Regions from separate parts of the Homo sapiens genome. Here region 2 is linked to region 1. The links are chromatin contacts, found by Hi-C in ENCODE. All regions are on one chromosome and are shown on one strand. The core of a region is the stretch at or near the end of the contact, and the rest is flanking DNA. Distances in the headings are between cores, read along the strand shown.

Region 1 (4,227 bases), core at 1,156-3,655:
CACAAGTTTTATGTGGTCACTATATTCAGCATTTAGTTTTCGGTTCTCGAAGGTCTTCCGGATCCATTAAAAACCAGCAAGGTTCTTTGAGTGACAACCTGAGCTGCTAAATATTAGGCGCTGTGGAATATTAAATCCCAAGATACGAGGTAATTAGATTTTAAAAATCAATGTTTTTGCCTTAAAAACACAAGTGCTTTAAGGCATTTAATGTCAAGTTAAGCCTTCAACAAGGCAAAAACTAAGTTTTCATGTCCAAGATGTTTGTGGTATCAATAAAAAGCATGTTGAGTATGACGAATGCTTCCTTTTTAAATCTCACACTTAAAAAAAAAAGCTGTTTTACATACACTTTCACAGGAAAAAGTGAACGAAAACTTGTATCTTAGCTGTCAGACTGAGCATGATAAACTTGTTGAGGTCCTTAAAAGGAAAAAGAAAAAAAACCCTTCCTTTTCGTCCTCTTTAAATTATGAAAGGACCACCTGAAACCGTGTATCTTGTGAAGAGGTTTACCCAAAAGAGTGGATGGAACCTAAAGAAGAATGAACCCAAGTCACTTAAAGACTTTTGTTTAAAACACACAACCACGTAGATAAAAATAAGTCTTGGAAACAGATTCTACACCTTACAAAGGTAAATAAAAAAGACAAATACATATTTTATATGTTTTATTCACAAATTTTATAATACCAGTCACACATTTCAAAACCATTTATTAGAGTCAGACCACTCAAGTTTTACACTAGACAGAAACCGTCTCTAAACAATATATTGGTGGTTGTTGTTAAAGTGGCCTTTAAAAAGGGGTTCACTCTGCTAAAAGGAGGCTCATCCTGATAATTGCAATCACTAACAACTAGAAAAAACTAAACCGTGAGTACAAGCTTGAAAAATAAAATGTAGCACTGGGACGCTATTAAAACTCATTGTAACTAAGTTGAACAGTAACTTTACTTAAATGACATATCGCTCCCATATGAATCCACAGAAGAGGAGGACTACAGGGAAATATAAGGTGGCAGAGGACCACTTCTGTCAAGGGGTAAAGAAAAACACTCCTTCGCTATCAGGGAAGGGAGAAAAAGAGAAAAGGAAGAGGAGGAGGGACTGAACTTTTCAGAGAAACTGCAAGTACTTGTTACCCTCTGGGCCAGTTCTCCACCTACAGGTTGGATAAGATCTCCTCCCCCCACCCAAACCCCACCCTCAACCCCACTTGCCCCTATTTTGGGACAAATTAGACCCTCCAATAGGAGAATAAAAGTTTTATCTAGCCGCCCCCACCCCAAAATGGGGCTGACGGGAGTGAGCAGCTGCCTGGCTGGCAGGGAATGGATTCTCCTCTCTTCCCTTTCGCATCATGTGCTTTTCAGGCGCCATGTTGGGCTCCTAACAGGCGGCTGCTCCACTCGGGGCCAAATCCCTATTCCCACCCACCAACAGCTCGCTCCCAGGTCCCCCTTCACCTCCTTCCAACCCACAGAACACAATTACCAAAAAGGGTGCTTGGGGAAAATGGGAGACCCACTCTCCCACTTCCCAGGGAATTAAAATGGCTTATGTTAACTCTTACTTCCCCAAACCACAAACTGCCTTTAAGTCTCCCCCACCCCAAAGGGCTCTATTCAAAGCGTGTGTGTGTCGGGATATACAATGCGGTGGCCTAAAAAGGGAGTTGGAAAGCGGAAGTGGGACTCCACCCTTTATCCTCCCCACTCCCTCCCCCCCAGAGGCCCATGCTCGAAGCCTGGGCCAAAGACCGAGCCTGAGTTGGAGGGGGGTGGGGGGGTTGGAGAGAAGGAACACTGTCCCCCTTGGGATGGAAGCGAGACCTGGGATGAGGCTGACACTAAAATCAGGGAGTATTAGAAGTAATAGGAGGCTGCGGGGTGTATAAAAACCTTGGCGGTTTGGGCCTCGATGAGAGAGACGATCTCCTTGGCGAAGGGCAGGTTCTCCTCGGCTAGAATGGTCAGCATATTGATGTGCGGCTTGCTATTGAAGGTCAGGTCTTCGAGCGATGACTGATAATCCCGACAGGCGTCCTCCCGGGCCCCCGCAGCACCGGCCTCGGCCGGCGTCTGCTCTGACATTGCGCCGCGGCCCCCCTCCGAGGTCCGCTGCAGCTGAAGCTGAAGCCGCTCTGGATACCCCGCCTCCCTTCCGACTCCTCTTCCTCTCCCCGGCTCTCTCGCGGCTCCGGCTTCACCACATGCTGACCGCGGAGGGGGGATGGGGGACGACACAGGGGGAACCTCGGGTATGAAACGCCGCCGTCTCGCGGGTGATCTCCGTCCACTTCCAGCCGCCACAGAAGCTTCTTTCTCCACAGACACAAAATGGCGGCGGCAGTGGCGGCTCCAGCTCCGAAAATGTCTGTGTTCCCAACCGCTGCGTCGTGCGAAATGAACTAGGGGAGGGGAAATGTGCGGTAAAAGGGCGGGGCCACTGATAAAACCAGGCGTGATTGGCTGTCCCGGCAACGTCACGAGCCCCGCCCCCGGCCCTTCCGCAGGACGCCCTGGCACCGCCTTCTTCTCCGGCCTCTACCCGGACTTTCGCAACATCTACTGCTCGGAGGCGCACTGGAAAAGACGGCCCTTCTCATTGGCCGATTCATAAGGGACTGTTCGGTCATTTGTTACCATAACAACCCATTCAGGGAAGCCAATAGGCCTGGGAAGGCAGTTCCCGCGGCCCAACCCAACCACTTTGAGAAGAAGACTCAGCCGTCCCCTCTTCGTCCCTCCCTCTAGCTTCCCAGCCACTGAGCGGGCCTGTCAATCATCTTTCCTCCCGCCTGCCCCGTAGCTGCTACCGACGGTGGGGGTTGGAGGGAGCGGGGGTTGGAGGGAGCGGAGGCTTTCTGCCGCCGCACCCCCTCTCCCTTAGCGTCTCAGGTGCTCTGGAGAGCCAGGGCGGGTCCAGCTGCCCCTCTGGGAACTGGGAAGTGGGAGGGAGGTGCCCAATTTACCCGGAACTTCGGAAAGCACTGCTGGAGAGTTTCTTCCAGCACGCCGCTTCCCACACCCACAAAAATACCTAGGCGAGCTTGCCTGACTTGAATCCCCAGGAAAATGCCTTTTATTTAGAGATTAAGTGTGAAAGGCTTTTTCCTTGGGGGTTTGGAGGAGCTCTTTAAGGAGCCCACTATGAGCTCTAGGAAGAGTTTTTCACAACAGCCACACCCAGCTGGACCGTAATATCTCCACTGTGAATCTGCATTTCAGAACCTCCTTAGCATACACTATTTGGGGCACGTAGGAAAACACACACGCGCATGCACTTTTGTTTTAAACTTGTGGGGCTGTCTTCCCAGGTTGGAAATGATGCTCGTAAAACACACAAAGCTTTCAAATAGTTCACCGTGGAGCTGCGACATAACACAAACCAAACGTAATTTTTTCATTGAGTAGCGATATTGACCTAAATATAAGCTTTTAAAATGTGTCAATTACGGGCTGGGCGCGGTGGCTCACGCCTGTAATCCCAGCACTTTGGGAGGCCGAGGCGGGCGGATCACGAGATCAAGAGATCGAGACCACCCTGGCCAACATGGTGAAACCCCGTCTCTACTAAAAATACAAAAATTAGCTGGGCGTGGTGGCGTGCGCCTATAGTAGTCCCAGCTACTCGGGAGGCAGAGGCAGGAGAACCGCTTGAACCCGGGAGGTGGAGGTTGCAGTGAGCCGAGATCACGCCACTGTACTCCAGGCTGGTGACAGCGAGAGTCTGTCTCAAAAAAAAAAAAGTGTCAATTACCTAAAATTGCTTTTCCATTGCCTTCCGTAGGCTACTAGGCATTTGAGAGATAATTTGTTGCTCCCCAGAAGAAATTGCTCTTAAAAAATAAACTTAGCCGGGCATGGTGGCGGCCGCCTGTAATTCCAGCTACTTGGGAGGCTAAGGCAGGATCACTTGAACTCGGGAGGCAGAGGTTGCAGTGAGCCGAGATCGCAACACCGCACTCCAGCCTGGGCGACAGAGTGAAACTCTCTCTCAAAAAACAAACAAACAAACAAACTACTCTTTACTTGTCCCATATAAAGTAACATTTTCATTTCTTCTTTTTGTTTCTTTGAGTTTTTTAGCATCTTTATTGTTGTCTAATTGAAACATAATGAACTGCATAAAGTGTGCTGCAAAGGTTAAGTTTTGACATGTATTTTCCATTTTTTTCTTAGCATGATATCACACATGAATGAAAAGTAAAACCTGGGGAGG
Region 2 (4,515 bases), core at 641-3,140, 2.7 Mb before region 1:
ACCTGTTTACTATGATGAGTCACTTAAGCAGAGACTTGAGTTAACCGGTTGAATCATTCTACAAAGCTTGTAAAAGTAATGTTTGAGTAATACTATCTAAAGAGATCATTTTTCTTAACCATTTACTGCCTACATACTAATAATTCAAACATATTTTGGAATATGTTGACCTTAGTGTTTGCAGCTGCTTGCATATGCAGAAAAAATTTAGTATAACATTAATTCATATTTATTTAGTTCATTTTTCTGCCAGATAAGTCTTCTGGGAGTGACTCATTCATCCACCACAGAGATGCCTGAGAAATACCAAACAGCATGTTTTATGGCTGTATTTTGCCATCAGGGAAGTTATAAATAATTCCTTGTGGAACTTTTAGAAGACAATCTAGTAGGAATGCCAAACGTAGTCACTACAGTTAGCTAGTAGTGAGGTTGAAGACCTATTTATTTCCAAACCCTCAGGATGGCAGAGGGTTAAGATAAAGTCTGAAAACTGTCATCCTAAGAAACAGATATTTGCCAGTAACTCTCAATGGCCACATTGAGGTTGCCTAGCAACTTTTTGTGAGTGTGTTTCACTTTGCATTTGCTAAACACATTCTTATCACTACCTAGATCTTCAACCTAACACTGTTGTACTCCAGTCAAAACTCTCTGAGTGGGAATCAACACAGACTTGACAAGGATTTTCTTATGACTACCCCATATCTGGGTGGAGGGGCTGTCAACATTTCTGAACCTTGGAGCTAGCTAGGAGACATGGAACAAGCTTCCTGTAAGTGTGCTCATTCACTCATTCAAAAAAGAGACAGATACCCAGAACTTACTATTTATAAGGCACTGTGCTGGCCACAGTGGACAAAACAGGCCTTTGCTAGGATCCATAGAATATGGAGGAGTTGGCAGGCAGGAATTAGGGGTGGGGAGACAAAGAAGCATGGAGGGGAGCAGAGAGTGCTTCCAGCAGAGAGAACAGCCCCTGGAAAGGCCCAGAAAAGAATGAATGGCATATTGTGAAGACTGAAGAGAGACCACAATAGATAAAGTACAGGGAGCCATAGGGGTAGTGAGGTGAGCTGGTGCCAGATGCTGGAGGACCTTGTCATCATGGGATCCCTTTTCCTCATTTCTTTAAAGCTAGGACCGGTGCAGAGCAGTGCTTCCCAACTGCTCCATGGAATCCAGTGGGGTCCACCTAGGGGCCTCAGAGGGCCTTGGGGAATAGAGGTGGGAAGGGAATGGCTCTGGGATCCAACTTCTGCCTCAGTAACAACAGCATTGCTAATATCCATTTCAAATGTTGGGGATCTGAGTAAGATCACATTGGAAGACAGGGCTCCATGGATTAAAAAAATGATTGAAAGCCACCAGGTCCCCTCTGACTCTGACATCCTTGGATAATAGTATTCCATGCTGATCTCCCTGAGACTATGCTTTCTGGGTTACTGGGTCCTTCGGCTTATTATCTCCTAAGGAGGAGCCCATTCCTGACTGAAAACACTCAGGGTTATGGTGTGAGCAAAGGTCCTGGGACTTGCTAGCCTGTTTTTCACAGAACTTTCAGAAATGGTCCCTGAAATTTCACTTTCCCACTTTCACTGTTCATCTCTTCATGTCAGCAGGAGAGAAGACCTTTCGGCAGGATTCATACCTGCCTTCACGAGGAGTGAATATGTTGTGATGCTGAGTCCCTGCCGACTGTGAACTAGAGCTTTATAGCACATCCACCTCCAGGCTGAAGGGAGTTAAACGAGCATGGGTAGCAACTTCTCCTAAAGTGAGAGCTCTCTCTCTGACATACCGTTAGAGGCTCAGCAAGTATCAGCAGAATTGTTTGCTTTCTGTTTCTCCCCAGCCCCTTGTCCTCCAGACGCTGGCTCCCTAGACCAGCACAGCCTGTTTTAGCTTCTCTCTCACCTGACTCCCCTGGACTTGATTTCTTGCCTCCTTGACCTCTGGACATTGCCTCAAGACCAGGCTCCTGGTCTGAAATTCAACCTTTGCTCACATACACATGGAATCTGCAGACTGTCTCTGCACAGATGGATTGAGGGCCTGGCTCCTCTGATGCAGAGCAGCCTGGCCATCTGCCCAAACCCTCACAGACAGTGGTCCTAATTTAGGGAATCAGTTTGGACACTACTTGACAGCTCTGCCTTCCCCAGCCACTCCCAGCTGCAGCCACTAGATGTCTTCCAGCAGGAGACAGGCCTCCTCAGTCCTCCTGTGCATCCTGACATAAGCAGTGCTTTTCAATGTTTAATGTCAAAAGAATCACCTGGGGATCTGGCCAAAATTATAGGTCTGGGGTGGGGCCAGACAGCCTGCATTTCTAAGACGTTCCCAGGGAATATCAATGTTCATGAACTCCACTTTGAGTAATAAGAAAGAGAATGTGAATAGACTAGCAGCCTCAGCCTCACCTGAGAATGGGATCTGGAATTAGTTTCTTAAGAGTTTTTCACTTATTAGTACACATTTATTAAACACTCTTTCTCTCCGTGGCAGTTGCTATGCTGCTAAGACCCATTCTTTGCTTTCCAAGGAGCTTACAATCTAACAAAATAATATTTCCGTTGCTTAATTCTCACAAGATCCCTATGAAATCATGATTAGTGCCATTTTATACATAAGGAAACAGTCTTAGAGAAGTTAAGAGATTTGTGAAAGATTACACTAACGGGAAATGACAGCCTGGATTCCAGTTAAAACATTGCTCTGGCTCTGGGCCTTCATGCTTTCTAGGATATCTCATGCACCTTTTTCTTGATATTTTTGTGCTGCCCAAATCCATACAGTTGTGTTTCTGCCTCAGTTTCCTTGCCTAACACTTTAGTTGTGGATTAGGCTGAGCTATGCTCCAACCCTCTTCCCCAAATCTTGCTAGAGATCAGGGACCCAGCTCTTTCCAGTCTTTCCTCACCTACCCATCCCCTGTGGGGTCTTCCTATAGATAGTCCAGTTGCTTGGAAACACAAACCGTTGCTCCATGTTGCAAAATAGCTTCTAGGAACTAGCCAGGAAAATGTTCTCTTCCCTCTATAACTCAACCTCATGGTCCTTTTTTTTTTTTTTTTTGAGACGGAGTCTCGCTCTGTCGCCCAGGCTGGAGTGCAGTGGCGGGATCTCGGCTCACTGCAAGCTCCGCCTCCCGGGTTCACGCCATTCTCCTGCCTCAGCCTCCCAAGTAGCTGGGACTACAGGCGCCCGCCACTACGCCCGGCTAATTTTTTGTATTTTTAGTAGAGACGGGGTTTCACCGTTTTAGCCGGGATGGTCTCGATCTCCTGACCTCGTGATCCGCCCGCCTCGGCCTCCCAACTCATGGTCCTTTAGAGCTGCACACTCAGCATCAGGCACTTCAAAACATAAGTAAGCTATGTATTAGGCGTAGTGAACAAAGAAGGAAGTGACACTGATTTATGCAGCATTCATTCTCCAGCCTCTTAACCCAGGGCAATGCACTAATGATCCAGACATCCTTTTCCTAGGGATGGACGTAGCAGCTAGTGGAGCTCCTGAAGTGGCTTGTCCCAAACCCTATCTCAGCTGTGCTAGTCTCTCTGCCAGCGCTCTAGGGAGAGCAGAAAGGGTGGGATAGATTCTGGAGGAGTCGTCTTCGCAGGATAAATGTTACACAGGCCATAGCAGCTCTCCTCTGTGGTCATGGCTTTGACTTCTCCTAGTGCCCGCACTTTCTTTTCCCCTGCCCTGCTAAGCAGGACCTGCTTCTCAAGCAAGCAAGGAGCTTACTTTCTATTGGCTCCCTTACTCATTTAGTTTTCCTGGAGGACAGGGAAAAGGAGAAATCTTTGCTATGGCCTCAACTATTTTATTTTAGAATGGCAGAATTTAGAAATAGGAATTGAGAAATGTATAATTGCCAGTTCTCACTGACCATTGCAATATTTTCTGTTACTCAATACAAACCATTCTACCCCAAGACACTCAGTGTGACTTTTAGTGGGAAATCTTCAGTGAAATTCTATAAACCATACCCAGGCTGATCCTTTCTTTCACATTCTAATCCTCAAGGAAGATGATCATAAAGCTGATCTTAGGTAAATCTTCTGTGGATGGTATGTCATTTTGAATGATGCCTCCTGCTTGTATAAATGTTCCTTCCCTCCTCACACACACCCAACAGTCAGTAATACCCATCCTGCACAAACCCAAGTTTGCCGTGGACCTTCAGACCCTGTAGTTTAATGTCAGCTGGATGCTCTGATCCTAACCTCTCCAATCTTCTTCCCCACCTCTGTCTGTATTGCTGAGGCCCCAGCATATACTACTCAGCAGCCTGCTGGAGGAGTTATATTATTAGACTGTTTTAACCACATCATAGTTAAAACAGTGCTCTGTAAGTCACTGAGACTCCATTTGCACTCACCCGCACTCAGACAAAATGTAAACATGTTCATGGGTGGCAGTGTGGTGGCCTGTGGTTTCCTTTAATTCAAAGTTAAAGTCCCATTCAGGGTTTCCCATGGTTTCTTTGCAAGTCCCAGAATTGTT

Evidence for each region. Hi-C counts contacts between places; a loop is a spot of excess contacts on that map. Pooled maps may share reads with other maps.
Region 2: a loop to region 1 is called in a pooled map, with 2.4 times the contacts of the local background. The contact joins the enhancer-like site here to the promoter of PCF11 in region 1. A Hi-C loop is called at or near these places in 3 of 50 pooled maps.

Annotation. Positions count from the first base shown.
Region 1 is chr11:83,155,309-83,159,535 of GRCh38, reverse strand. PCF11 (PCF11 cleavage and polyadenylation factor subunit) reads right to left here and starts at 2,405. Exons shown (of 16, transcript NM_001346413.3): 1 at 1,905-2,405. The coding sequence starts at 2,096. RefSeq lists silencers at 1,240-1,299, 2,750-2,829 and enhancers at 2,100-2,349, 1,646-2,435, 2,500-2,549.
Region 2 is chr11:85,823,951-85,828,465 of GRCh38, reverse strand. It overlaps a transcript of SYTL2 not described here. Among named protein-coding and RNA genes, the nearest start is that of SYTL2, 15 kb to the right of the region's middle. Within about 2 kb of position 1,890, at least 10 of the 41 ENCODE cell types and tissues checked have a DNase peak (open chromatin) inside an H3K27ac peak, as active enhancers do.